Regions from separate parts of the Homo sapiens genome. Here region 1 is linked to region 2. A link is an interaction called in ENCODE POLR2A ChIA-PET data of the cell type or tissue named here. Cell type or tissue: Panc1. All regions are shown on one strand. Each heading gives the region's core, and the rest is flanking DNA. Links, peaks and the distances in the headings are about the cores only.

Region 1 (13,986 bases), core at 3,362-5,861, 270 kb before region 2:
TGCCAGCTCTGCTGAGCAGGGCAGAGAACAGAGCCAGGAGGCCCTGGCACCGAGGGCCAGGCCACCACCCCACCCTTAACTCCCCTCTGTCCATGTCCCTCTCAGCTGCTGTGAGCAGGAGGAGCCCACATACTTTGCCATCTGGGGCGACAACAAGGCCTTCAATGAGGTGATCATCTCGCCAGCCATGCTGCATGAGCACCTGCCCTATGTGGTCATGGAGGGGCTCAACAAGGTGAGGCAGCTCCCGGCAGGGTACCACCAGGGAATAAGGCACTGTCACCCCATCAGAACCCCGTAAGCACCATCAGATCACTGCCCGATTTTACAGACAAGGGTGCTGGGGCTCAGAGAAGTAGGTAGCTGGGCCAGAAAGCCCCACTCAAATACTTCAACCTCACACCCCTGGCTCTGTCCACATCACCACGTTGCCCCATGGTGGGGAGGAGATAAGGAGACTCCCAGGGGCCTGTCCCTGAGGCAGGCTCAGCTCAGAGGCCCGGAAGGCCACCTGGCCCTTAACAGATGAATGGGCAAGCAGCGACAGCCACAGCCATCCCCTGGCTGCGGAAAGGCTGAAGGCAGGTAGGGCAGGAGCACTCGCCGGGCTGTGGGGCGAGTCGTGACCAGATGGGCAAGTCTCAGGCCTTGGGGAGTGGTGACCTCAGGAGGAGGAGAGTGGGACCCAAGTGACTCCATGAGGCTTTGCTTGGCCTGAGAGGCCTGGGCCCTGGCTCCACATCGGCCCCACGATGGGGCCTGATGTCCCTCCACCACCCCCAGCCTCCTCTGTCCTGTCCTCAGGTGCTGGAGAACTACAACAAGGGGAAGACCGCTCTGCTCTCTGCAGCCAAGGTCATGGTGAGCCCTACCGAGGTGGACCTGACTCCTGAGCTCATCTTCCAGCAGCAGCCACTCCCCACGGGGCCGCCCATGCCCACTGGCCTTGCCCTGGAGCTGCCGACTGCAGACCACCGCAACAGCAGCGTCAGGTGAGCCTTGGCCACTCCCAGCCCCACCCCAGGGTGAGTGTGGTTCAGAGCACATAGACTTGTGTGCACATGCATTTTGTGCATGCACTGGGCTCAGCTCTGCACACGTGCACAGGAGGGGTCAAACTCACCCTCTGTGCTCTAGGGCTCTCTTGCTGTGCTCCAGCTGTCCCACAGCCTGCTGTCCCTGAATCCTACATGAGCCAGGGGAGGCACACAGACCCACAAACCCTGGGCCACAAAAGCACAGATTCACTCTTTTTTTTTTTTTTTTTTTTTGAGACGAAGTCTCGCTCTTTTCCCCCAGGCCGGAGTGCAATGGCGCGACCTTGGCTCACTGCAACCTCCACCTCCCAGGTTCAAGCGATTATCCTGCCTCAGCCTCCCAAGTAGCTGGGATTACAGGCGCCTGCCACCGTGCCCAGCTAATTTTTGTATTTTTAGTAGAGATGGGATTTCACCATGTTGGCCAGGCTGGTCTTGAACTCCTGACCTCAGGTGATCTGCCCGCCTCAGCCTCCCAAAGTGCTGGGATTATAGGGGTGAACCACCATGGCCGGCCTGCACAGATTCACTCTTACACACTTAGACGCAAACAGATGGACACCCATTTACTTACATATTTGTATTGAAGCTTACACACATACATGTGCACACAATTATTAGTTATAAGTACACAGGTCACCCCCTACAGACATGCACATGTACAAGACACACACCAAGACAAAGGTGGAGACACATATACAAGGACACATGTGGACAGGCAGGTGCTCATGGAAATGCATGAATACACCTGTGCACAGACCCAGACACACAAGCCAGCTGACATACACAGACGTCTGGTCTACACACTCATACACATGAACAGAGGCGTGCACACATGCTCACAGGGGCACGCACATGGGGGCCACAGCGCCCTTGCTATTCACACACTCTTTGAGGGGTGCGAGGCTCTTAAGTGGTAGTCCTTCCAGGGGAGGATTGTCCTGCCTTTCTAGGACCTTCCCACACAGGCCCTGTGTGCTTGGTCACAGATCTGGTCAAGAGGCTGCTTCCTGGCCCTTGGTAGGGACAACTGGACGTCTCTCCCTGCCATTTGTGCATTTCCTGTGGCAGCTGCACAACCCGATGAAGAAGCCAGTGTCCATTTCCGGCTGCGGTGACTGCTGCAAGCCACCCACTCCCTGCCCTGTCACTCATTCCCTGCAGGCTGGTCTGCGGAGCCAGGGGCACTAGGCTCCCCACCCAGCAGAGGGCTGCGGCCCATGGGAGACAGGAGGAGACCCGGATGAGGAAGGAAGTGATGAGATCCCTGGGAGTGGCACCCAGGGTTGCTGGCTCTGAGATTGGGGTGGAACCAGTTGGGCAGCTATGTGCAGGGCTCTCTCCCTTCCCTGTCTCCCTGCTGCCCTCTGTCCCTCCCTCCCTCCCTCCCTTCCTCCTTCCCTCCCTCCCTCCTTCCCTCCCTCTGTCTCTCTCATTCCACTGTGGCCTCATGAGTGACCTGGGGCAGGCTCATGAGTGATCTGGGGCAGCCAGTCTATCAGAGCCTCATTCTCACATTGGTACAATGACAGGGGTTCTGGTGCAGAGAACCCCAGCAGCACTCCTGAAGTCCTAGTGCTGCCAGCAGGGCCTTAGCCCCTCAGGGACCCCGCGGCTCAACCCAGCATCAACTCTTTTGTCTTCTATCTTGGGTTCTTGTGAGTTGTTTTTAAAAAATAATCATTCCTGGCTGGGCGCGGTGGCTCACGCCTGTAATCTCAGCACTTTGGGAGGCCGAGGCAGGCGGATCACCAGGTCAGCAGATTGAGACCATCCTGGCTAACATGGTGAAACCCCATCTCTACTAAAAAATACAAAAAATTAGCCAGGCATGGTGGCGGGCACCTGTAGTCCCAGCTACTCGGGAGGCTGAGGCAGGAGAATGGCGTGAACCCAGGGCGGAGCTTGCAGTGAGCCAAGATCGTGCCACTGCACTCCAGCCTGGGCGACAGAGCGAGACTCTGTCTCAAAAAAAAAAAAAAAAAAAGAAAATAAGCATTCCCTGCTGCACATCATCAACAACTGCTAAATGAACTGTACCCTTTATTCCCTGCAAGTTCCTTTTAGCCAGGGAGCTGGGGTTCAGTCCCCTCTCCCTTCTGAGTCTTATACCCCCTGCTCTCCTCTCCCTCTGCAGGAGCAAGTCCCAGTCTGAGATGAGCCTGGAGGGCTTCTCGGAGGGGCGGCTGCTGTCGCCAGTGGTTGCGGCGGCGGCCCGCCAGGACCCGGTGGAGCTGCTGCTGCTGTCTACCCAGGAGCGGCTGGCGGCGGAGCTGCAGGCCCGGCGGGCACCACTGGCCACCATGGAGAGCCTCTCGGACACTGAGTCCCTGTACAGCTTCGACTCGCGCCGCTCCTCAGGCTTCCGCAGCATCCGGGGCTCCCCCAGCCTCCACGCTGTGCTGGAGCGTGATGAAGGCCACCTCTTCTACATTGACCCTGCCATCCCCGAGGAAAACCCATCCCTGAGCTCGCGCACTGAGCTGCTGGCGGCCGACAGCCTGTCCAAGCACTCACAGGACACGCAGCCCCTGGAGGCGGCCCTGGGCAGTGGCGGCGTCACTCCTGAGCGGCCCCCCAGTGCTGCGGCCAATGACGAGGAGGAAGAGGTTGGCGGTGGGGGTGGCGGGCCGGCCTCCCGCGGGGAGCTGGCGCTGCACAATGGGCGCCTGGGGGACTCGCCCAGTCCTCAGGTGCTGGAATTCGCCGAGTTCATCGACAGCCTCTTCAACCTGGACAGCAAGAGCAGCTCCTTCCAAGACCTCTACTGCATGGTGGTGCCCGAGAGCCCCACCAGTGACTACGCTGAGGGCCCCAAGTCCCCCAGCCAGCAAGAGATCCTGCTCCGTGCCCAGTTCGAGCCCAACCTGGTGCCCAAGCCCCCACGGCTCTTTGCCGGCTCAGCCGACCCCTCCTCGGGCATCTCACTCTCGCCCTCCTTCCCGCTCAGCTCCTCGGGTGAGCTCATGGACCTGACGCCCACGGGCCTCAGTAGCCAGGAATGCCTGGCGGCTGACAAGATCCGGACTTCTACCCCCACTGGCCACGGAGCCAGCCCCGCCAAGCAAGATGAGCTGGTCATCTCAGCACGCTAGCACCCCAGTTGCGTGGCCAGCCGGGCCCAGGCAGGAGCAGGTGGCCCTGTGGGCACCTGGTGCCTGCCCCCTGCCGGGCAGCTTTAAGGACAGACCCCCAGGGGCAGTTTAGCCTCAGGCACAGGCATCGCTGCTGAGCTGGGGGTCCGCATCCCTACCTCAGCTTAGGACCCCCAGAGCCAAGGTGGCTGGGATCTGGCCCCACAGATGGGGAAAGATGGGGAAGGGTGTGGAGTGGGGAGGAGCCTGGGCAGCCTGCTGGGTGGGCCACACTCAGCCTGACTGCCCTCCATGGGGGCATTCTGGCACCCCCTGCTCCAGGACAGGCCATGGGCAAGCTGCCTCCCATCACTGCCTGCTGGCTGCTCTCCCAGGGGCCAGGTGGAGAGCAGTGCCCCCCGACACATGTATTCTCATCTGTGGTCCAGGCCGGCATCGTCCTGGCCACCCCCCAGATCTGGTGCCTGCTGGCCGGCCCCCTGGGGTGCCCCTGCCGAGGTGGCCTGCAGTGCTGTACATGTTTACAGAAGCTGCTGGGCTTGGCTCAGGATGTGTTCTGGGCTTGCAAGCCCCCCGCCCAATCATGTGTTCAGTAGCCGTCCTCTGAGCAGGGCCCAAGGCAGCCAGGGGCCTGGAGGGGCCAGAGGAGGGTGGGGTCAGGGCCGCCCCTTCTCTGCCTTGTGCCTCTCATGCTGCCTCCTCTGCCCATGGGTCCTGGGCACCCAGGCCTGCCCTGCCTGCTGGCTACTTCCTGGCTTACCTTCTACCCCCAAGGATCCTCACCACCCAAAGGGTGGTGGGCACTGCTGTGACCACCCCAGCTGCAGAGTCAGTGCCCTGGGTGGAAGGAAGGCACTGAGAGCCCCCTTCCTCTGAGGGCCCCACCTCACCCCTTGGTGTCACCCCCACCACGCCTAGGCAGCTCTGGGCCCTGGGATCTGGAACCAACACACCCCTGTTCCCCTCAGCTTTCCCTCCTCGCTGGCCTGGGCACCCTCCTGGGAGCAGGCCTTCCTCCCTCCCACCCCCAATGTCCTGTTGGTAGGAGGTGGGGCCAAGAGTGGGGTATGGTGGGCCTTGGCTGGAGACCTCTGTCCACTGCCCAGGGAGGGGCCTGGGGCTGGGAGCAGTCCCGGTTTAGCCTGAGGTCCCCATAGGGCTTCCTCCCCTGCTGGGTTTGGGAAGCAGTTAGGGAGATAGCGACCCGGAGTTTCCCCAGAAGCGGGGTGGGAGGGTGTGCATGCTAGTGTTGGCGCGTATGCATGTGCATGAGTGTGCACCGTTCCTAAGGAAGGGGCCTCTGGGGCTGCCCACCCTACCTGCCCTGCCTGCCTGCTGCCCCTCCCAGCCTGCCAAGAAAACGGTAGGGGAGCATGATGGGGCCTTTGAGGCAGGGTCGCAGGGACAAGCTCAGCTTTAGGCACCATCTGTTCCCATCGCGCCTGCTGCTGTGACCCGTTTTGGAAAACTGGTGTGTACCGAGGCGCTGACTGCACGGCTGACCGCCTGCTCGTGCCTTCATTCTGCAGCGGCATGGTCCCTCCCATTCTGGCTCCACCTGCAGCCTCCCTGGGTGGCCTAGGCTCCCCCGACCAAGAGACCTCCCTCTCATGATCACTGGTACCTGGGGGCCTGAATTCTGGCCCCCGGCTCCCCACACAGCTGGGACTGGCCTGGATGGCTGTCCTGGGAGCCCCTGCCCACCCTGACAGAGGGAGCTGGGCCTCCCCTCATCCTCTGTAACTCCCGCCTTCACCAGACTCAAGGACACCCTGGCCCTGCTGAGGCATACAGAGCTTCAGCCCAGCACAGAAGCAAGACAAAATCAGTGGCTCTTAGAGTTTAGAAAACAAGACAGACTCTCAGATGAAAGATCTGACAAGCACCGTGGCCAGTCACAGGGAGAGACTTGATGTCTGGCCTTTTAATTCCTCCTCTGCCAGGGTGGGTCCTGGGACCTCTAATGTGGGCATGTCGTCCACCCCAGGACGAGCCATCAGGGACAGACCCCCCACCCCCAAGGCTGCAGCCACACCATGTTTCAGGCTTGGGGCTGGGGCAGGCTTGGGCTCAATCCTGGGCACCCAGGGGCAGCCCACCCCTAACCTGGCTCCTACCCACCTCGCCCTTGAAGGATGGGCCTGCTGCACGTCTCCCTCCTCCACCCCATACCACACTGGGGGGTCTGAGCCACCCCCCTCAGCCCCGTTCGGCTCAGACCGACCCCCACTCCATCCCCAGACCTGCAGCACAAGTGCGCGGGCCTGTCCTCCCAGGGGCCTGGGCGACTCCATATGCAATCAGTAGCGAGCAGCCGGGCCCCACAGACCCTCATGCACTCTCTTACGTGCCATTCTCCCCAGACTTTTTTTGTACTTAATGTATGAAAGATCCAAACTAATATTGCTGTAAAAAGGAGAGACAAATTAATATAGCTTATTCTATAAATATATCTGTATATAAAGGTTTCTGTATATTGTATAGAGCTGTGTATAAACTGGATGTAGAAGCACGCTGGCTGCCTCGAATGTCTTTGCATCAGGTGGGGACTGGGTAGAAATTTGATGTCGAGGTTGCAGCAGAGCAGGGGGTTGGCATGGGGCCGGGGGCCGGGGGGGCCTCTGCCACTGTTCCCTGGATGGAACAGAAAGCCTAAGGGGGAAACAGATTCCTTGGGACCAGAGCCCGTTTCACCCACAAGACGCAGGGTGTGTTTGGGTGGTTCAGGTCCAGCCCTTTGTCTGTATTGGGTTAGAACTTCGTTTCTCAAAGTTCACGGTGCTCATGACTCACTGGGGCGCTTGCTAAATGCAGGTGCGGGTTTAGTGGTCCGGGGTGGGGCCCAGGTATAGATTTCTTACCTGCTCCTGCTCGGCTAGTGCCCTGGCCCGGGGCCACACTTTGAGTTGCAGGGAGGGAGTAGAAGACCCTTGAAGCCCCCTGTGAATGAGGGCAGCCACTTGCGGAGTCCTGCCTGTGTGAGAGATGTACCAGCGGGTGCACGTTCATACTACAGCCTGGAAAGATACAGCTTGCTGGCCTCCCCTTCCTCCCTGAGGGGTCTGAGAGGATTAGCTGCCCAAGACTGCCAAGCTGGCGACTGGGGGACCAGGCTAGTCTGACCATGCCCACCTCCCTCCCCAACAATGCAGACAGCTAGGGCAGGCAGGGGTGGAAGATCCCAGTGGGACAGCACTGAAATGCAGGGGCCACTAGAAGTCTTTGCTGAGGGCTTTCCTGAGAGGGCGCAAAATACCTGGCCAGACCCAGTGCAGCCCAGGAACCCCAGGCCAGCATAGCTTCCGGGCAGTGAGGCCTAGGGAGTGGCTGGAAGGCCCAGGTGGTGGGGCCTGCCCCCTCTACACAGCAGGTGGCGCTGTTCAGCCAGTCAGTCCCGCCTTGGCCGCAGAGTCTGGCCTCGGCACTGACCCAGCCAAGCTGACCGGACCTTTCCCTTCCCCTGACCCTGCCCCCATCTCGGCCCCCAGTGTCCAGTGGCTCTATTTGGTGAGGGGCTGGGGAGAGTGATAGAAGAATGCCCCCAGCCTTAGAGCCTGTCTTCACCCACAGCCACTGAACAGAAGCAGAAACGGGCCAAACAAGGGTGAAGACCTGCCCAAGGTCGCATGGGAGGTGGGGACAGACTGGGGACCAGAATCAGGGCCTCTCAGCCTAGGACTCTGGCCTCCACCACACCTGATGGCTTTCAGAGGTTCTTTGCCCTCAGTGGTCTCAATGGTCTGCAAATTATCCTGTCCAGTGAGCACAGCACAGGCAGAAGAAACTGAAGGCCAGGGAGGCTCTGTGGCTTGCCCGGGGCTGCAGCCAGGGTGTGGCATTGGGGAGGGTCTTGAGAGGGCAGTGCTGGGAAGGGCTAGAGAGGCACTCTGCCTCACGCTCCACTCAATACCTGCAGCAGCCCCCTCCTGTCCCGGTGCCCCTGCAGTCAGGAAGGGGTCTACCCTGCAGGACCCCACACTCAGGTGTGCCCTTGGGCCCTAGTCCGGGGAAGCTGGACCACCAGCCTCACTGGCTTGCTGGATTGACACTCACCCCACTTTGAGCCCTCCTCTTCCTCTGCGAAATGGCCTGATGCCAGTGCTGTGTGGGTCCACAGGAGGCCAGGAGAGTCCCACGGTGGGGAGGACAGGGCTGTACCTTCTCCTGGGCTGGCCTCTACGCCCATTACCCATTAACCCTCAGGTGCCAGCATCCCTCTCCCCAGTGCTGCCTTCGGTCTACCACCTCCTCCTGGCCCTGCTCCCACTCAAGGGACAGTGATGGGTGCTGAGAGCTGATTGGAACTGGAGAGGGCACCATTTACTGATCACTGACCTGGCACTTTACCTCCACTGTAAGGCAGGGATACTGAGTGTGCTTTATAGATGAGGCCTCTGAGGACAGAGGGCAGGCCTTGGGGACTAGGTGGAGCTGGCTACAGGGGACAGCCATGTCTGCTGGGCTAGGGCTGAAATCTCAGCCCCTCACTCACTGTGGCTCGGTAGAGAAGCCAGGGGCACAGATGAGGACTCATCTCCATTGATGGGCCCCCCTAGGTCCTTGTATGCAAGTCCCCTGGGCTACTTTCACCGGCCCAGCCACCTTCCTGCCCCAGCCTCTGCCCCAGCGCTGCTTGGGACCCAACTTCATTATGGAGTTGGCAGATGGCAGCCTCAACTCTTGGCTGAGCCCTTGAGTCTGGGACATTTCAGCCACCTCTTTCCTCCAGTCCAGAGATGAAAATCCCTGGGGACAGTTGCTCCTTTGCTCAGTGACCTAGTGTAACAGGGGAGATGGCAGGGCCTGAGCTCCCTTAGCCAGGTCAGCTGCTACAGGGTTAACAGGAGGCTCCATTCCACCCCTTCCAACTTCAAGGCTACCCTAGAGATTGAATAATCTATACTCTTAATTGATTATAATGCAATGGAGTTGGGGCGTTAGGGACAAAGTACGAGTCTTCCCTTCTACCTCCAGCCCTTGCTGACCAGGACAGGGACAATGTGTAGCTCAACGGATGGTGGTGAGAACTTAGATGATGGTCAGTTATGCAGTATGTGGGATACGGAGGAAAGATCCGTGGGTATGTGGAGGCTTGTAGAGAAGCTGGTTCTGTGGCTGGTCCCAGGCGACTCGTAATGTAAATCCGTTTCTCAGAATCGCGTGGTGTAGGCGGGTGTCTACTTTGTCCGCAGGCAGGCCTGACCCCGGGTGGAGGAGGGGCAGGGTGGAGAATAACAATTGTCTTAAGGGAGTCTGCGGAGGGAGAAAAACCTCTGGGGTGTATCAGCTGGAAAAGAATAGGAGTCTCAGTGTGGCCCCTCTCCCCCCTCTCAGCCCAGCCCCTGCGGGGGCGGTGAGGGAGCTGCGGTCAGCACACACAGCTGGGGCCTCCAGCAAAATCCCATTCTATATATCTAAGAGCAACAGCTCTGAGAGCGGCCCCCAGAGGGACAAAACCTCATTGTGAGGCACCCGCCGGCCTCAGCACCCCCTCCCCCAACCCCAGAACTGTCGTGGCATTGACCCTTTTCGGCGGGCCACCATGGGCCTGCTGACTGGGCCACATCTGGGGCTCAGGCATTGGCTGCCCCTCCCCCACGGCTGGCCACTGAGAACTGACAGGGAGGCTGGGGTGGGAGCGGCTTCCAGGCCTCTCACCCCATCCCCACGGGGTGGCCTGGCTTGTGCCCCACCCTCCCTGGGGATGCTGCAAGGCAGAGGTGAGAGTCCGAAGCTGGCTACGTTGGCATCTTGATCTGCCAGCAGTCCCCCACACCTCTGGCCTCTGTTTAGTGGCTTGTCAAACAGTGGTTGGGTGGGGTAGGTTTTTCCAGCTTTTACGTGCTGCCTTGAAGGGTCCCGAGAGGCTTCAAGTTGAGCCACTCTGAAGCGGGATGATTCTCTAGGTCTGGGATTCCAGAATTATCCGCTCCCAAGGTTTCAGAGGTCCAGGATTCTGTAGATTTTTGTTTGTTTGTTTGTTTGTGTTTGGAGACAGGGTTTTGCTCTGTCGCCCAGGCTGGAGTGCAGTGGTGCAAACATGGCTCACTGCAGCCTCACTGCAGCCTCAACCTCCTGGGCTCAAGCGATTCTCCTTCCTCAGCCTCCCCAGTAGCTGGGATCACAGGCATGTGCCACCGTGCCTAGTTAATTTTTTAATTTTTTGTAGAGACAGGGTCTTGCCATGTTGCCCAGGCTGGTCTCGAACTCCTGGCCTCAAGCAATCCTCCTGCCTCAACCTCCCAAAGTGCTGGGATTACAGGTGTGAGCCACTGGAGCCTGACTGGATTCGGTAGTTTGAAGATGCCACCATACATTCATTCAACACATTTATTGAGCACCTACTGTGTGCCAGGTCATGTTCTTGGTGTTGAAGCTATAGCAGTGACCGATACAGAAAAATATCTTGCCCTCGTAGGGCTTCCATTCTAGAGCAAGAAGGATAATAACAGAAACTAAATAGGAATCTTTTACATGGTGAGCAAGAAAGGCCTAGGTAGGGAGAACTGCTTTAGGTAGGCTGGTTGGGGACATGACATTTGAGCTGAGACCAACTGCTACAAAGAAGTAGCCATGTGGAGACAAGCATTGTAAACAGATGGAATAGCATGTGCCAAGGCCCTGTGGCAGGTGTAGGCCTTGCATGTTTGAGCAATGGCAAGGAGGTCTTGGTGGCTGTTATTCAGTGAGCAATGGAGAGAGGGGAAGAGCTGAGGCCAGTGGTAGAGGCGGGGCCTGAGAAACCAGAGCAAGACATTCAGATATTGTTTTGAGTGCAAAGGGAAACTTAGTTTTGCAAAGGAATGACATGATCGGATGTATGTTTCAGAAAGGGTGATTTGGGAGAACTGAAGGGGATATCAGTGAGACGAGAGGCTGTGCAAGTTGGGCAGGACAGAGATGTGGAGGCAGTCAGTCATAAGGGTGAAGGCAGGGGCACAAGGACAACCGCTTTATCCTGGACTTATATCGAGTTAGAACCTCCAGGTTTCATTATACCAGACAGGGCCACGGCAAAGGAGAGTTCGGATTCCCGGGGCAGCCAGGATTTGGCTCTGAACTTTAATGACCTTGAAACTCTTAGGCAGGGCGGGGAGCGGTGGCTCATGCCTGTAATCCCAGCAGTTTGGGAGGCCAACGTGGGCTGATCACCTAAGGTCAGGAGTTCGAGACCAGCCTGGCCAACATGAGGAAACCCCGTCTCTACTAAAAATACAAGTTAGCCCAGCGTGGTGGCGCCTGTAATCCCAGTTACTGGGGAGGCTGAGGCAGGAGAATCGCTTGAACCGAGGAGGCAGATGTTGCAGTGAGCTGAGATCGCGCCATTGCACTCCAGCCTGGGCGACAGAGCCGAACTCCATCTCAAAAAAAAAAGGAGCTTTTAGACCTGCATTGTCCAATACCACAGCCACACGTAACTGTTTAATTACAATTAAACAAAATGAAAAAATCAGTTCCTCAGTCTCAATAGGCACATTTCCAGTGCTCACTTGTGGCCAGTGACTACCATACTGAACAACACAGGGAACATTTCCATCATCACAGCCACAGGACAGGGCTTCCTGGCAGTCCTTAATGCATTGAGCCTCAGTTTCCCCATCTGTAAAATGCAGGTAACAACAGCATCTCCTTGATAAGGTGCCTGTGAGGAGTACATGAGATAATGCCTGTGTGGCCTGGCACATAACACACGTTCCCTAAATGCAGGTTGTTATTGTTGCTGAGCGGGGTGTGTGGGTGGCTAACGAGAGGGATGGGGGCTGTCTCTGAGGTTTGGATTCGGAATCGTGACATCTTGTCCCGTGCAAGACGAAGGCGAGGACGGCGAGGGCACACCCTTCCAGTCCCGACCCCACAGAGGCCAAGCGGCCCTTCGCCCCCACCCCGACCCGGGAAGGCCCCGCGCCCCTCAAGCCTGGGACGGTCTCGCGTCCCCCGACCCGGGACGGCCCCGCGCCCCGCAAGCCTAGGACTGCCCAGCGCTGAGCGCCGCCTGCAGGAGTCGGGAGCGTGGTGCCCGCGGCCGGGCTGGGCGCGGCGCGGGCCGGCAGGGGGCGCTGGGCGCGGCGGGCGGGGCGCGTGGGGCGGGCAGGGGCCGGGCCAGGGACGCGCGGGGGGCAAGCGCGGCGGCGGACCGGGCGGGACCGTAGCCGGAGCCCAGCCGGGACTGTCGCGCGGGCCGCGCCGGCGATGCCGCGCCCCCGGGCCGGGCTGTAGCGGGGCCGCGGCTGGAGTGTGCGCCGGGCAGGCGGGACATGGAGGTGGTGGACGAGACGGAGGCGCTGCAGCGCTTCTTCGAAGGTGAGAGACCGCGGGCTGGCGGCGGCGACCCTCTGGCGCTGGGAACCCCCGGCTGATCTCCCCGGGAACTGGGGCTCCTCGCTGTGTTTCCGCCTCCTCTGGCTGGGACCCTCCTTCAGGCTGGCACCAGCCCGCCAAGACAGGCTCCCGGGGCTGGGAGTCCCCCAGCGGTTACCACCCACCGCCGCTGAAGTTGGGCTCCCCCTCCCCGCTCCTCAACTCGCAGCTTCCTTGGGACTGTGTCCCCTTCCAGGTCCGGACTCCTTTGAGCCTTCCAGGACCCGGAACTTTCCCTAAATTGTGACACTCTCGCCCCCAGCAAACTTCCCGAGTCTGGGGACCCTCTACTTTGCTTCCCCAGAACCCCAAGCGGGATACAACCCCATTCAAGGCCCAGACCCCCGGTGTGCCTTCTAGGACCTTCCGTACCTCTTGAGGCTGGACCCCAGCCTGCTTCCCAGAATCTGTGACCCCCGCCTAGAGACCAAGACCCCCTGTGTGCCCTTCTGGTTGGCGCCATCCCCCATGACTTCTAGGAGCTGGGACCTCCCCACTGTGCTTCCATGAGGGTAGGACCACTTTCGAGCCTGGATCCCCTTGGAGACTGCCACCTGCTTTCCACAATGCTGCCTAGTGACTGCTCTCCTGTTTGGGGCTGGGACCCCCCTCCCTAGCATGCTCTCCTGGGGCTGGAACCTTCTTGAAGCTGACATCCCTGCCACCGGTCACCTCTGCTCTCTGAGACCCTTCTAGTGCTGTGAACTGCATCCCACCAGCCCTCTGAGGCTCCTCAGCACTATGTCCCCCCAACCCTGGAGCTGTGCCTCTCTGACCTCGCCCCCTCAAAGAGTGACCTCACCCCCACTTGACCGAAAGGAGCCCTCTGGGGTGGAATTGACATACACCCCATAATATCTTCTTCTGCCCCCACCCCTACATTGGTTTTGGAGGTCTGCTCCTCCATCTAACCAACTCCCTGTCTTTTCCTGGACGACCCCTGCCCCTCCTGCAGGGCCACCACTCCTCCTGGTGCTGGGTTCTGGAGGGATGGGACCGCAGTGGGAGGGGGAGGGGAAGTTCTGGCTGACTGCCTCCCAGCCCACTCCGCTTCTCAGAACCTCCCTGGAACATCTAGCCAGACCCTCTGGCCCCCTTTTGTGCCCCTGTCTACCAATGCAGCGAGCCCAGCCCCTGCCCCGAGCTCCCTCTAGTCCCTAAGGCCACATCCTGCTCCTTGGTGCATTGAGAACCTTCCCTTCATGTGTGAACCTATCAGGGCTACAGGGCAGGGAACCAAGGCCCAAGTTTCAAGCCCCAGATTCCTGTGGAGTCCTGTGGAGGAGAGAAGCAGGTCTTCCGGTGCCTCAGTTTCTCTCCCTCTGTGACTTGGGAGGCAGGAACCCTTGTTCACACCTGCTGGCTGAGCAGCCCAGGCAGGGGCACCCCTAAGCCTCAGTCATCCCACTCCAGGATTCTGGACACCCCACAGACCCAGAACCCAAGAGTTCAGGCTTGGACTAGATTGAATGGTTGACTCTGCATCAGGTGGGCCA
Region 2 (15,068 bases), core at 5,487-7,986:
TTTTGTATTTTTAGTAGAGACGGGGTTTCACCATCTTGGCCAGGCTGGTCTTGAACTCCTGACCTCGTGATCCACCCGCCTTGGCCTCCCAAAGTGCTGGGATTACAGGCGTGTGCCACTGCGCCTGGCCATGGATACATATTTTCTAACTCATTCTCCTGGTTTCAGCGTTTTGTGTTTTTGGGTGTTAGGCTTGCTAGAATTGTAACCTTTGCCTTCCTGGAACAGAAAGCTCCAACTTTGTGTGTAATTTTACTGAAGTGGACCCACTCCTCAGAAAACAAAAAGAGAAAAACCCCAGGGGAATTAGGATACACACATATTGCAAAAGCCTCTGTGGTCAAGTGTGCGGGATTTCCAGAGGAAATGAAAGTCAGGACCAGCAAGAATATCAGACCAGCTGGCCAGAGCCCACCTCCATGGCTAGTCTTGCCCTGCAGCCAAGAACAAGCTTACTTCCTCTGAGTCAGCTCATAAGCCCTCCTTGGACCACAACCCTGGGCTGCATGTCAGTGCCACTGCCATGGTGGGTCCCCTGAGAGTCTAGGAGGCCTTAGAAAGATTCCGAGGCCTGGCCATGCATGGATTTTGCTCTTAAAAAATGTCTCTCAGCTGGGCGCAGTGGCTCACACCTGTAATCCCAGCACTTTGGGAGGCCAAGGCAGGCAGATCACAAGGCCAGGAGATCGAGACCAGCCTGGCGAACGTGGTGAAACCCTATCTCTACTAAAAATACAAAAATTAGCTGGGCATGGTGGTAGCATGTGCCTGTAGTCCCAGCCACTCGGGAGGTTGAGGCAGGAGAATCGCTTGAACCTGGGAAGCGGAGGTTACAGTGAGCCGAGATCGTGCCACTGCACTCCAGCCTGGCAACAGAGCGAGACTCCGTCTCAAAACAAACAAACAAAAAAATGTCTCTCTCCTCTCTTTCAAATGAGCAGCTGCCCGAGAACCCACAGGAATGGATGGAAGGATAGAAAAAGGCAGAAAAGACACCCGCGGGACACTTTGGAAGCCAGTGCCATCTCTCTGTTCTCTAACAGTGCTAAGAAAGGATGGGCCTGTGGGTAATCATTCTGATCAAAAGCCAAGGCAGCAGCTGGACTGTGCCTCCAAACTGTTCTGGAGGAAGAAAATATGCAAAGAAAGATGTTATTCAGGGCTGCAAGCAGCCTCCCTCTTCTGCTCAATCTCCCTCTTTCTCTCTGAAATTCTTCCCACCCACGGGTGCCAGCTTTTTCTGTCCCATGATGTCGGGGGTTGGGACGGGGGATGGGAGAACTGACTGCCTGACTCCACCTGACCAGCTGCCTGCAATCTGTAGGTCGTGGAGTATAGGAGATCCAGACTGTTCCCCAGACACCAACTGCCAGCCTTTAAGTGTCCTCCATTTGCTACCACCCAGGGGACCAAGGGTTTTTCTCTCCCACAAACCATATAATTGGACTCACAGCCTTTTTCTTTTAGGAGAGCTTACTGAGGGGTTGATAGGAAGGGCACTGACAAGATGGGGGGCTACCAGCTTCCCCAGGGGAAGTGACTCCTAGGCCAAGACTTTACAGCGTGAATTTGTGTTTCTCTGACTTGGACAGTTGGTTAAGATTAAAAAGGAGAAGCCATTTTTCAGCGTGTGGATGGCCACCTCCCCAGAAGAGTTTCTCTTCTGGGAATAAAATAGGAACCAAGGGGCTTGATGCAGTGGCTCACGCCTGTAATCCCAGCACTTTGGGAGGCTGAGGCAGGTGGATCACCTGAGGTCAGGAGTTCAAGGCAAGCCTGGCCAATATGGTGAAACCCCGTCTCTACTAAAAATACAAAAAATTGGCCGGGCACAGTGGCTCACGCCTGTAATGCCAGCCCTTCGGAAGGCCGAGGCGGGTGGTTCACGAGGTCAGGAGATCGAGACCATCCTGGCTAACATGGTGAAGCCCCGTCTCTATTAAAAACACAAAAAATTAGCTGGGCATGGTGGTGGGCGCCTATAGTCCCAGTTACTTGGGAGGCTGAGGCAGAGGAATGGTGTGAACCCGGGAGGCGGAGCTTGCAGTGAGCAGAGATCTCACCACTGCACTCCAACCTGGGCAACAAAGCAAGACTGGGTCTCAAAAAAAAAAAAAATTAGGCGGCTGTGATGGCACGCACCCATAGTCCCAGCTACTTGGGAGGCTGAGGCAGGAGAACTGCTTGAACCCGGGAGATGGAGGTTGCAGTGAGTCGAGATCGTGCCACTGCTCTCCAGCCTGGGCGACGAGCGAGACTTCGTCTCCAAAGAAAAAGGAACCAAGGTCATACCAATGTTCAAAGTTCAGATAAGGCTGAATGTGGTGCTTATGCCTATACTCCCAGCTGCTTGGGAGGCTGAGGTAAAGGGATCGCTTGATCCCGGGAGACTGAGTCTACAGTGAGCTGCAATCATGCCACTGCCCTCCAGCTTGGGCAACAGAATGAGACCCAGTCTCAAAAAAAAAAAAAATTTAGATAAGATATTTTGACTGAAAATCTATCATGAACCCCAAATATTCTGCCCAGGCCAATGTAGTCCAGGGAGAAGAGTGTTTTGCTTTATTAAATTTGTTTCTCTAAAGAGTTGGACCTGTGTTCATTTGCCTCTTTCTCCAATGCCTTAGAAATTAATGGTGTAGATCAATGAGGTACAACTTAGAGTCTAGAAATAAACCTATACACGTAAGGTCAATTAACTTTCAAAAAGGGTGCCACAGGCCAGGCACGGTGACTCACGCCTGTCATCCCAGCACTTTGGGAGACTGAGAAGGGTGGATCACCTGAGATCAGGAGTTTGAGACCAGCCTGGCCAACATGGTGAAAGCCCATCTCTACTAAAAATACAAAAATTATTCGGTGTGGTGGCAGGTGCCTGTAATTCCAGCTACTTGGGAGGCTGAGCAGGAGAATCATTTGAACCCGAGAGGTGGAGTCTGCAGTGAGCCGAGAATGCGCCACTGCACCCCAGCCTGGGTGACAGAGCGAGATTTCATCTAAAAAAAAAAAAAAAGTTGGAGGGGCCACAGTCATTCAATAAATGGAGCTGGAACAGGCTGGAACAACTGGATATCCATGTTCAAAAGAAAGAAGTTGGACCCTTACCTCATACTATGTACAAAATTTACTCAAAATGGATCAAATATCTAAATGTAAGAGCTAAAAACTACCAAACTCATAGAAGAAAACATAGGGCTAAGTCTTCATGACCTTGGATTTGGCTATGGATTCTTAGATATGACACCAAAAGCACAAGCAAGTAACAAAAGAAAAAGTGGACTTCATTGGTATCTAAAACTTTTGTGCATCAAAGACCACTATCATGAAAGTGAAGCAATAACCCAAAAATGGGAAAAATATTTGCAAGTCATATATCTGATAAGAGTCTAGGATCCAGAATACGTAAAGAACTGTTAGAACTCAACAATTCAAAAAACAAACAAACAAATGAGCAAAGGACTTGATTGTACATTTCTCCGCAAAAGATCTGCAAATGGTCAATAAACATGGTCCTCAACATCATCAGTCATTAGGGAAATGCAAATAAAAATCACAATGAGGGCTGGATGTGGCGGCTCATGCCTGTAATCCCAGCACATTGGGAGGCTGAGGTGGGCAGGTCACAAGGTCAAAAGATCCAGACCATTCTGGCCAACATGGTGAAACCCCGTCTCTACTAAAAATACAAAAATTAGCTGGGCGTTGTGGCACGCACCTGTAGTCTCAGCTACTCGGGAGGCTGAGGCAGGAGAATCACTTGAATCCAGGAGGCAGAGGTTGCAGTGAGCCGAGATCGTGCCACTCCAGACTGACAACAGAGCAAGACCCCGTCTTGAAAAAAAAAAAAAAAAACCACAATGAGATACCACTCCCTACCCACTAGGATGGCTATAACTAAAAACACTGAAAATAACAAGTGTTGGTGAGGATGTGGAGAAATTGGAAACTTCATACATTGCTGGTAAAATGGTACAGCTATTGTAGAAAACTTTTTGGCAGTCTTCGAACACTTAACTGTGGAATTACCATATGACCCAGCAATTTCACTCTTAGGTATATACCCAAAAGAAGTGAAAACAGAAACTGGTACTTGAATGTTCATAGTAGCATTATGTGTAATACCCAAAGGTTTGAAGCAACCCAAATGCCCATCAACTGGTGATTGGGTAAACAAAATATGCTATATTTATTCATTTCATGGAGTTTTCTTCAACCATAAAATAATGAAGTATTGATAGATGCTACCACATGGATGAATCTTGGAAACTATGCAAGATGCCAGACACAACAGCCCACATATCATATGATTCCATTTATATGAAATGTCCAGGCTGGGCGCAGTGGCTCACACCTGTAATCCGAGTGCTTTGGGAGGCCGAAGCGGGTGGATCAGGAGGTCAGAAGATCGAGACCATCCTGGCTAACACGGTGAAACCCCGTCTCTACTAAAAATACAAAAAATTAGCTGGGTGTGGTGGTGGGCACCTGTAGTCCCAGCTACTTGGGAGGCTGAGGCAGGAGAATGGCGTGAACCCGGGAGGCAGAGCTTGCGGTGAGCCGAGATCACACCACTGCACTCCAGCTGGGGTGACAGTGCGAGACTCTGTCTCAAAAAAAAAAGAAAAAAAAAAAAGAAATGTCCAGAATAGGCAAATCCATAGAGACAGCAGAGTAGTGGTTGCTGGGGAACTGGAGAGAAGGGACAATGGCAGTCACTGCTTAATGGGTATGGAGTTTCCTTTTGGGGAGATAAAAATGTTCTGGAATGAGATGGTGGTGATGGTTGCACAACATTTTGAATGTATAAATTTTACACTTTAAAATGAATTCTACACTTTGGTTAAAATGGTAAAAAAATTTTTTTTTTTTTTTTGAGTCGGAGTCTCGCTCTGTCACCCAGGCTGGAGTGCAGTGGTGTGATCTCGGCTCACTGCAAGCTCCACCCCCCAGGTTCACACCATTCTCCTGCCTCAGCCTCCCGAGTAGCTGGGACCACAGGCGCCCACCACCACGCCTGGCTAATGTTTTTGTATTTTTACTAGAGACGGGGTTTCACCATGTTAGCCAGGATGGTCTTGATCTCCTGACCTCGTGATCTGCCCGCCTCGGCCTCCCAAAGTGCTGGGATTACAGGCGTGAACCACTGCGCCCGGCCAAAATGGTAAATTTTATGGGATGTGAATTTTGCCTCAATATAAAAGAAAAAGTTGGTTGGCTGTGGTGGCTCACACTTGTAATCTCAGCACTTTGGGAGGCCAAGGCAAGAGGATTGTGTGAGTCCAGGAATTTGAGACCAGCCTGGGCAACACAGCTAGACATCGTCTCTATAAATAATAAAACATTAGCCGGGCGCGGTGGCTCACGCCTGTAATCCCAGCACTTTGGGGAGGCTGAAGTGGGTGGATCACCTGAGGCCAGGAGTTCAAGACCAGCCTGGCCAACATAGCAAAACCCCATTTCTACTAAAAATACAAAAATTAGCCAGGCATGGTGGCAGGTGCCTGTCATCCCAGCTACTTGGGAGGCTGAGGCAGGAGAATCACTTGAACTCAGGAGTCAGAGGTTGCAGTGAGCCGAGATCATGCCACTGCACTCCAGCCTGGGCAACACAGCAAGACTCCATCTCAAAAAAAAAAAAAAAACGTTTTGGGCCGGGTGCGGTGGCTCATGCCTGTAATCCCAGCACTTTGGGAGGCCTAGGCAGGTGGATCACTAGGTCAGGAGATCAAGACCATCCTGGCTAACATGGTGAAACCCCGTCTCTACTAAATGTACAAAAAATTAGCCGGGCATGATGGCAGGTGCCTGTAGTCTCAGCTACTTGGGAGGCTGAGGCAGGAGAATGGTGTGAACCCGGGAGACGGAGCTTGCAGTGAGCAGAGATCGCGCCACTGCACTCCAGCCTGGGCAACAGAACGAGACTCTGTCTCAAAAAAAAAAAAAAAAAAAAAAATTAGCTGGGTGTGGTGGTGCATGCCTGAAGTCCCAGCTACTCAGGAATCTGAGGTGGGAGGATTGCTTGAGCCCAGGAGGTTGAGACTGCAGTGAGCTATACTGGTGCCACTGCCCTCCAGCCTGGGCAACAGAGTGAGACCCCATCTCTAAAAAAATTAAAAACATGGCCGGGCAAGGTGGCTCACGCCTACCAGCACTTTGGGAGGCTGAAGCAGGCGGATCCCTTGAGGTCAGGAGTTCCAGACCAGCCTGGCCAACATGGCGAAACCCCGTCTCTACTAAAAATACAAAAATTAGCCAGGCGTGGTGGCAGGCACCTGTAATCCCAGCTACTTGGGAGGCTGAGGCAGGAGAATCGCTTGAACCCGGGAGGCAGAGGTTGCAGTGAGCCGAGATCACACCATTGCACTCCAGCCTGGGTGGCAAGAACAAGACTCTGTCTCAAAAAATAAAAATAATAATAATAATCATAATAATAATTAATTTTAAAAAGTAAAAAACAAACAAAACAAACAAAAGACAGAAAAAAAAAAAGAGCCTCAGATCTAACCCCTGCGCTCGTGGCTTATTTGTGGAACAGTAGTGGAATGGATTCTCACAGTGGTTAGGACTCTAGCTTGGAGAGAACACCAGTGAGGATCTACTTGTCTTCTGTTAGAGAGAAACTGTCAGGAAGCTAGGGAGGATTAGCCTTGTGTTACATTTGTTCCCAAGTCTAGTTGCTCAAAACCAGGATTCCTAGAGCTGGTCAGTTGTGGCAAGTACTTTTGTTTGGTTAAACCCAAATCAGTCCCAAAACCTTTCTTCCTGTCCTCCACTCACTGTAAAGGATGGGATGGCCGGATATGTCCTGGCTTTGTCTTTGTCAGGGAGGACTTTAGACTTTATAGCCCCTGTTTGGCCAGTGCTGTGAGGAGAGGTCAGGAGACCTCTTGAGACCTTCTTGAAAACAGTCTTTCTTTGCTGATAAGATCAAAGCTGGGAGGTGAAAATTCTTTGCCTGGTATCACTCCCTGCTTCCTGCATCTGAACATGTTGTGAGGATGTGGTGTATGGGGCTGCTGCAGCCATCATGAAACCATGAGGGGAAACCTAAAAGAACCAGAATGACCATAGCCCAGAGCCCTGTCTTTTCTTCTCCTTTTTTTTTTGAGATGGAGTTTCACTGTGTCACCCAGGCTGCAGTGCAGTAGTACCATCTCAGCTCACCGCAACCTCCACCTCCCGGGTTCAGGCAATTCTCCCGCCTCAGCCTCCCAAGTAGCTGGGATTACAGGCACCTGCCATCAGACCCAGCTAATTTTTGTATTTTTAGTGGAGACAGGGTTTCACCATGTTGGCTAGGCTGGACTTGAACTCCTGACTTCAAGTGATCCACCCACCTCAGCCTCCCAAAGTGCTGGGTTTATAGGCGTGAGCCACCATGCCCGGTCTTTTTTTTGTTTTGTTTTTTTCAAAGGCTTAATTAACTTTTTCTTGTATAAAAACACTATGTTGTAGCCACAGCTGGAGCCTGGGTCCTCTGCACAGAGACTCTGGTCTGGGTCTTGACAAGATGGTGAGTGAATTCCTGGTAAAGAGACTTGGTGAATACAGTATTCTTCTAGAGGTCGGGTCAGGTAGCTGTAGGTCTTGGAGATGACATCAAAGCTGGCCTTGGCAAAGTTGCCCAGGGTGGCAGTGCAGCCCCTGGCCAAGGTGTAGCAGTCATCGATACCAGCTATCATCAGCACCTTCCTGGGCACCGGGCATCACGGGGGAGACGATGCCAGCGCCCTTGGGCACAGGGTTAAGGTGCACTAGCACAGAGCCATGGTGGCCTGTCACCTTGCAAGGGACACTGTGGGGCTTGCCGATATTGTTCCCCCAGTAGCCTCTGTGCCCAGGGACCGTGGAGAGTTGATGGCCCCTTGGATGGCAGTGGCCACCTCTTGAAGTACTTAACACCCAGAATGAGGTGGCCATTGTAGTCGAGTGGCAACAAATGACTTGAACCTGGTGTACTGGCCAGCGCAGGTCGGCTTCTGCACTGGCATGATCTTCAAAACCTCATCCTTGAGAGAAGACCCCAGGGAAAAAGTAAATGATATCAGACTCCTTGAGGGGCAGGGAGAAGAGATAGACCTCCTCCAGGGACTTGATCTTCATGTCCTTGACCAGACGGCCCAGCTTGGTGACGGGCATCCACTCCTTATCCTCAGCCTTGCCTCTGAGAGCTCCATAGCCTTGGAGCTCTCATGCCCCTGGCTCCAACCCTGGCCGTGACCTCAGCCCCAGATGCCAGTGCCGAAGCCTCTGCAGAAGCTGCCACTGTTCCTCATCCCAGGGCCTCTGGGCCTCCCACTGCACTGTGTCATCTGCCATTTGGTGTTTTCTTGGAGAAGAAGCTCTGTCATCTTCTTACATGAGCAAAGTAAACATCTATGTCTCTCCCACATTGTTGGTCATGTTTTCTGTTACTTGCAGCTGAATGCATTCCTGTGCCATCAATCATGTCCACTTTAGAGATAAACAGGGCATCGAAAAAGGGGAGGTCTTCCTTTGGAGCCAGCTTCTTGTTTCTTGGAACTGGAGATTCAGGTGGAGGAGGAGAAAAGTCCCTCTGCCTGGGGGTTGAGCTGGGGATGAGGAGTGGAGTTTCCGGCAGAGAAGTCTTGGGGTAAGGCCAATACTCGCTCTTCCATGACAGAGCCTGAGGATCTTCCCTGGCCCCAGGTCCCAGGCCTTGGCTGCATGAGGAGTCACAAGATGCCTCTCCTGAACCAGGGAGTTCTCCCTAACACTGATGGGCACTGGTGGGCAGGGAAGAAGACAGCAGTAGCCATGGGTGGTGACTCAGATCACAGACCTGGCTCCAGTCCCTGCTCTGCCACGAACTGCCTGTGTGTCCCAGTGCCCCAACCAACTCCCTTAGGGCAAGGACTCTGAGCCCTCATCCGTGAATAGGACTCTCTGTGTTCACAGGGAGCCTCCTGCCCCAGGTCCCCTGGCCTCTGAGCTTCTTCTCAGAAACGTGAGTAAATCCTGGCAGGTGAGGGACCCAGGGGGAGCAATAGAGGGCTTTGTGTCACAGCCAGGAGTCAGCAAGTGCCCAGTCTGCAAGCATCCAATCTAACAGGAGAGTCCTCCAGGCATGTGGCTTCCTGAGGGCTAGGTCCAGTGGGGGTGGGGATGGGGGGGGTAGTAAGATTCTGCTGTGAGCAATGCAGAGTAAGGAAAGGATCCAAGTTCCAAGGACCGTGGCTTTGCTGCCAGCTGACCCCTTCCTCCCCACCTGCCAAATACTCCCCCAAGTCCCCCATCACCCCATTGCTTCCTGCTTTCCGCTGATGGGGCAGTCAGCATGGAGGCCAGGCTTGGCACCGCAGGAGGGATTCCGGAGCGCTGGTAGTCCTGCACGCTGGAAAGGCTTTTCTCAGGAGTCTTCCCTGGCTCCCTGGGAGGCTGAGCTGCAGGGAAATGCCCAGTGTGCACCCCGCCCGCCAGCTTTCCTGGAACCTTCTGTAGAGTGAGCCAAGAAAGAATCTGCCCACAGGGCCCTGGGGCTATAAATTCTCTCTTTTCCCTGCTCCTGGAGATGAACCAGGAAGAAAGCTCATGCCTCTTCCCTGGGTGGATGCTCTCAATAACAATAACAAGGCCCAGTGTGGTGGCCCATGGCTGTAATCCCATCACTTTGGGAGGCTGAGGCAAGCGGATGGCTTGAGCACAGGAGTTTGAGACTAGTCTGGCTCTACAAGAAATACAAAGAAAATTAGCCAGGCGTGGTGGCATGCGCTTGTGGTCCCAGCTACTCAGGAGGCTGAGGAGTTCGAACCAGAGCAACTCCATCTTGAATAGGGGCTGGGTAAAATAAGGCTGAGACCTACTGGGCTGCATTCCCAGGAAGTTAGCCATTCTAAGTCACAGGATGAGATAGGACGTCAGCACAAGATACAGGTCACACAGACCTTGCTGATAAAATGGGTTGTAGTAAAGAAGCCAGCCAAATCCCAACATAACCAAGATGGCAACAAAGTGACCTCTGGTCATCCTCGCAGCTCATTATACGCTAATTATAATCATTAGCAGGCTAAAAGACATCCCACCAACGCCATGACAGTTTACAAATGCCATGGCAATATCAGGAAGTTATACTATACCTACACTGTCTTAAAGTATACCCTATACTGTCTTAAAAGGGGAAGAACCCTCAGTGCTGGAAATTGTCCACCTCTTTCCCGGAAAACTCCCGGAAAAGAAGTAATAGGCCGGGTGTGGTGGCTCAGGCCCGTAATCCCAGCACTTTGGGAGGCCGAGGCAAGCAGATCACGAGGTCAGGAGATCGATACCATCCTGGCTAACACGGTAAAACCCCATCTCTACTAAAAATACAAAAATGAGCCGGGCGTGGTGGCACACGTCTGTAGTCCCAGCTACTCGGGAGGCTGAGGCAGGAGAATCGCTTGAACCCGGGAAGCGGAGGTTACAGTGAGCTGAGATCAAGCCATTGCACTCCAGCCTGGGTGACAGAGTAAAAATAATTAACTATAAGTATTATCAGTCGAGCAGCCCAAGCTGCTTCTCTGTCTATAGAGTAGCCATTCTTTAATCCTTTACTTTCTTAATAAACTTGTTTTCAATATACTCTATGGACTGGCACGGTCCAAGAACCCTTTCTAGGGGTCTGGATTGGGACCCCTTTCCAGTAACACAAACATGTTTTTTCCACTGTACAGCATTTAAAACCAAAGATATTGCTTCCAATAGATACTCTCACAATCCATTTTAGTGAAGGTTCCTCAGGGAGCTGATGACACAAATCTACAGAGTGCGGGTTTGTAGATTTGATGATCTACATAATGGAACAGTGCTTCACACTGTGCTCTCTGGTGTTAGTAGTTAGTTGGTTTTGCCTTCCCTGACATTGGCTACCTTCTTGGTAACCACAGGTCTCAGAGATATATCTGTTGCCCTGGCATAATTTTTCACTGAACTCCACAGGGAGAGGGTCTATGAGGCATGTCTGGCCTTCCTTCCTGTCCTGGTCAGGAATTCAGGTTTTCAGGTTTTTCTGGGGTCACCTTGGCCAAGAGGGTCTATTCAGTTGGTTGGGGGCTTAAGATTTTATTTTTGGTTTATAAATCTAACAAGCACGGCTGGGCGTGGTGGCTCACACCTATAATCCCAGCACTTTGGGAGGCTGAGGAGGGTGGATCACCTGAGGTCGGGAGTTGAAAACCAGTCTGACCAACATGGAGAAACCCCGTCTCTACTAAAAATACAAAATTAGCCAGGCGTGGTGGCGTGTGCCTGTAATGCCAGCTACTGGGGTGGCTGAGGCAGGAGAATCGCTTGAACCCAGGAGGCGGAAGTTGCAGTGAGCCGAGATGGCGCCATTGCACTCCAGCCTGGGCTACAAGAGTGAAACTCCATCTGGAAACAAACAAACAAAAACCCTAATAACCACAATAAACATATAATCCCTTGGTTGTTGCCATCTGTGATAGTTAAAACGAAAGTGAAAGGAAGTGCTGGACCCTGAGGCTGGACCATGCTCAGATGTGGGTCTGCCTGAACTCAGGTCACTAGTCTCAAAATGACTGCTGGCTGCCCTTTCTTATCACTGTGCAATGGACGGCTCTCAGTTAACAATGACTCTAAGCCACTGGCATTTTCAGGGCATCTCCGTAGTCACATGGTGGTCTACAAGCATATAAAAGGTGAACCACACCACTCCACATAAAAGCAACGGACCAGCCGGGCACAGTGGCTCATGTCTGAAATTCCAGCACGTTGAGAGGCCAAGGTGGGATGATCCCTTGAGCCTGGGAGCTCAAGACCAGCCTGGGGAACATAGTGAGATTCCCGTCTCTACAAAAAATTAAAAAAATTAGCACCTGTGGTACAAGTGGTGGATCAGTTGAGCCCAGGAGAGCAAGGCTGCAGTGAGCTATGATGGCGCCATTGCATTCCAGTCCGGGCAACAGAGTGAAACCCTGTCTTAAAAAAAAAAAGAAAAAGAAAGAAAGTGATTGACCACCCTGAGATTTCCTGTGGGTGGCAAGCCACCCAGGCGCTGAGGCAAGAGACCGAGGACACGAGCTGTTCCAGTATAATAAAATATAAAACAAGAATAGTTATACCAGATATAGATCTTAGATATGATTATATATGATTATCATTAATCATTAATTTGTAGCAATTACTCTTTATTCCAATATTATAATAATCCTCGCTCTATAATCATAACCTAGGAAAAACCAGGCCATACAGAGATAGGAGCTGAGGGGACATAGTGAGGTGTGAACAGAAGACAAGAGTGTGAGCCTTCTGTTATGTCCAGACAGGGCCACCAGAAGGGCTCCTTGGTCTAGCGGTGATGCCAGCGTCTGGGAAGACACCCGTTGCCAGGCGGACCGTGGTCTAGCGGTAGCGAAAAGTGTCAAGGAACAACACCCGCTACTTAGCAGACTGGGAAAGGGAGTCTCCTTTTCCCTGGGGGAGTTTAGAGAAGACTCTGCTCCTCCACCTCTTGTGGAGGGCCTGACATCAGTCAGGACTGCCTGCAGTTATCTGGAGGCCTAACCGTCTCCCTGTGATGCTGTGCTTCAGTGGTCACGCTCCTAGTCTGCCTTCATGTTCCATCCTGTACACCTGGCTCTGCCTTCTAGATAACAGTAGAAAATTAGTGAAAGTACTAAAAGTCTCTAATATGCAGAAATAATGGCATAAGCTGTCTTTCTCTTTGTCTCCTCTCTCTCTCTCTGCCTCAGCTGCCAGGCAGGGAAGGGCCCCCTGTCCAGTGGACACGTGACCCACGTGACCTTACCTATCATTGGAGATGACTCACACTCTTTACCCTGCCCCTTTTGCTTTGTATCCAATAAATAACAGCACAGCCAGACATTCAGGGCTACTACCGGTCTCCGTGAATTGGTGGTAGTGGTCCCCGGGGCCCAGCTGTCTTTTCTTTTATCTTTTTGTCTTGTGTCTTTATTTCTATACTCTCTCGTCGCCACACACAGGGAGAAGCCCACCGACCCTGTGGGGCTGGACCCTACAATTTCCCAGACGGATGATTCATTCCCTTCACCCATTTCTTGATCTCTCAGCTCCTGGCCCAGCTGGCTTGCCACATGCTCTGTGGGGGGCAGGCCTTTGCAAACCTATCCCCAGAGTCTAAGGAAGCTGAAAGGCCAAAGAAAGAGGCTGACCAATCTAGTTTCTTAGAAAGAAACGTTTAATAGGAACTTAGAAGCCATGTCTGAGTCTCGGACAGCAGCAAGACAAGATGGTGGACTGCCGCCATTATTCCTTTGCTTTTTTTTCTTTTTTTGAGACAGGCTCTCACTCTGTCACCCAGGCTGGAATGCAGTGGTGCCATCATTGTTGTTCACTGCAGCCTCAATCTCCTGGGCTCAAGTGATCCTCCCACCTCAGCCTCCTAAGCGGTTGGGACTACAGGCATGCATTATGACACTCAGCTAATTATTTTATTTTTTGAAGAAATGGGGTCTCACTTTGTTGCAGTGCCTGGTCTCGAATTCCCGGGCTCAAGTGATCCTCCCACCTCGGCCTCCCAAAGTGCTGGGATTATAGCTGGGATTATAGGCGTGAGCCATATCATGACTGGCTGATATGATTTCTTAAAGCGGGAGCCAGACGTCCAGGGAGGACATCTCTTTGACCCAGGATGGCAGAGCTGGCCTTCCTGAGTCCTGGATCCCCACTCCTATGCTTGTACTAAGTCCAGTCAGCTCTCTCTAACTTCAGCAGGAAGTAAAGATGCAAAAGCCTCGAGGCACCAAGAGCCCTGCCCTGCATGGTATCAGCACCCTATCACCGTGGCCTGGGGTCTAACTGCCTAGGCTTCCTCTTCTGGGACTTGCCAATTAAAAGGCTGATTTTCCAGAAGGTTGACACCCGAGGTTTTTTTTGTTTTTTTGTTTTTTTTTGAGACGGAGTTTCGCTCTTGTTGCTCTTGTTGCCCAGGCTGGAGTGCAATGGCGATCTCGGCTCAGTGCGATCTCGGCTCAGTGCGATCTCGGCTAACCACAACCTCCACCTCCCAGGTTCAAGCAATTCTCCTGCCTTAGCCTCCCAAGTAGCTAGGATTACATGCATGAGCCACCACGCCCGGCTAGACACCCAAGGGTTCTAATCCCTCACCCTATCCCCTCAAGTTCCTTGTTCTGCTGCCTAGAGGTCACAGTGGCTTCTGACCTCCAAGCCAATTCAGCAGCTGTTGGCTGGGCACTTGCTCTGCAATAGTGCTGGGTTCTGGAGGGGACAGACTATGTCCTTTTGGCAATGCCATGCCCTACTCTTCTTAGAAGCTTACAGTTTATTAGGAGAAACTACAGCATGCACCCAGCCAGCCACAGGACAGGCAGCAAGTGATTGTAGCAGGAGGAATCTGAGAAGGCATGTCTAACTGATTCATTCACTTACAGCCCCAAACTTATTTCCCATCTGCCCACGTCGATTCTAAACCCTGAAAATGTAGTCCTTTGTCTTTAAGGAGCAAAGAGTCTTCCTAGAGAGACAGAAACACGAATAAAAAATGTACTAGCGGCCGGGCGCGGTGGCTCACACCTGTAATCCCAGCACTTTGGGAGGCCGAGGCAGGTGGATCACCTGAGGTCAGGAGTTCGAGACCAGCCTGGCCAACATGATGAAACCCCATCTCTACTAAAAACACAAAAATTAGCCAGGCATGGTGGCGCCTGCTTGTAATCCCAACTACTCAGGAACCTGAGGCAGGAGAATCGCTTGAACTTGGGAGGCGGAGGTTGCAGTGAGCTGAGATCTTGCCACTGTAGTGAGATTCTGTCTCAAAAAAAAAAAAAAAAAAAAGTACTAGCCATGTCAGGAGTGTTGGTAAGCAGGAGCTTCCTGGAGGGGGAGGGACATGGGACTAGAAAGGAAGGAGAAGTGATATTGCATAGACCTAGCTCCAGTTCCAATATGGCCTTGGGATTCAAGGTCAGAGAAAAGAGAAGGGGGAAGAAAGGGCAGATTGACACAATGTTATTCAAACCTGAGAAAGAGGTAAGAGAGGAGAAGAGATGAAAGCTAGAGACAAAAGGGAAGTGTGAGGGGAAACATGAGGGTAATGAACAGTAACCAAG

The links. Peaks named below come from ENCODE experiments on the same cell type or tissue, not always from the same donor. Only the 100,000 strongest peaks of a DNase experiment are listed, where the experiment ranks them.
Region 1: POLR2A ChIA-PET joins it to region 2 with 5 read pairs; 2 of 35 experiments call an interaction of 5 or more read pairs at or near these places.

What each region holds. Positions count from the first base shown.
Region 1 is chr11:61,740,358-61,754,343 of GRCh38, forward strand. DAGLA (diacylglycerol lipase alpha) reads left to right here. Exons shown (of 20, transcript NM_006133.3): 18 at 106-235; 19 at 805-992; 20 at 3,175-6,644. The coding sequence ends at 4,132. It overlaps MYRF (myelin regulatory factor), which reads left to right and starts at 12,279. Exons shown (of 27, transcript NM_001127392.3): 1 at 12,279-12,433. The coding sequence starts at 12,388. MYRF-AS1 (MYRF antisense RNA 1) reads right to left here. Exons shown (of 4, transcript NR_026882.1): 4 at 13,672-13,986. RefSeq lists enhancers at 78-651, 6,808-7,669, 8,530-9,391 and silencers at 12,069-12,208, 12,329-12,428. In Panc1, for the core only: no CTCF peak of the experiment used is centred there; no DNase peak of the experiment used is centred there.
Region 2 is chr11:62,004,307-62,019,374 of GRCh38, forward strand. It overlaps the pseudogene RPS2P37. Among named protein-coding and RNA genes, the nearest start is that of FTH1, 44 kb to the left of the region's middle. RefSeq lists an enhancer at 9,115-9,615. In Panc1, for the core only: no CTCF peak of the experiment used is centred there; no DNase peak of the experiment used is centred there; H3K27ac peaks cover 871 bases.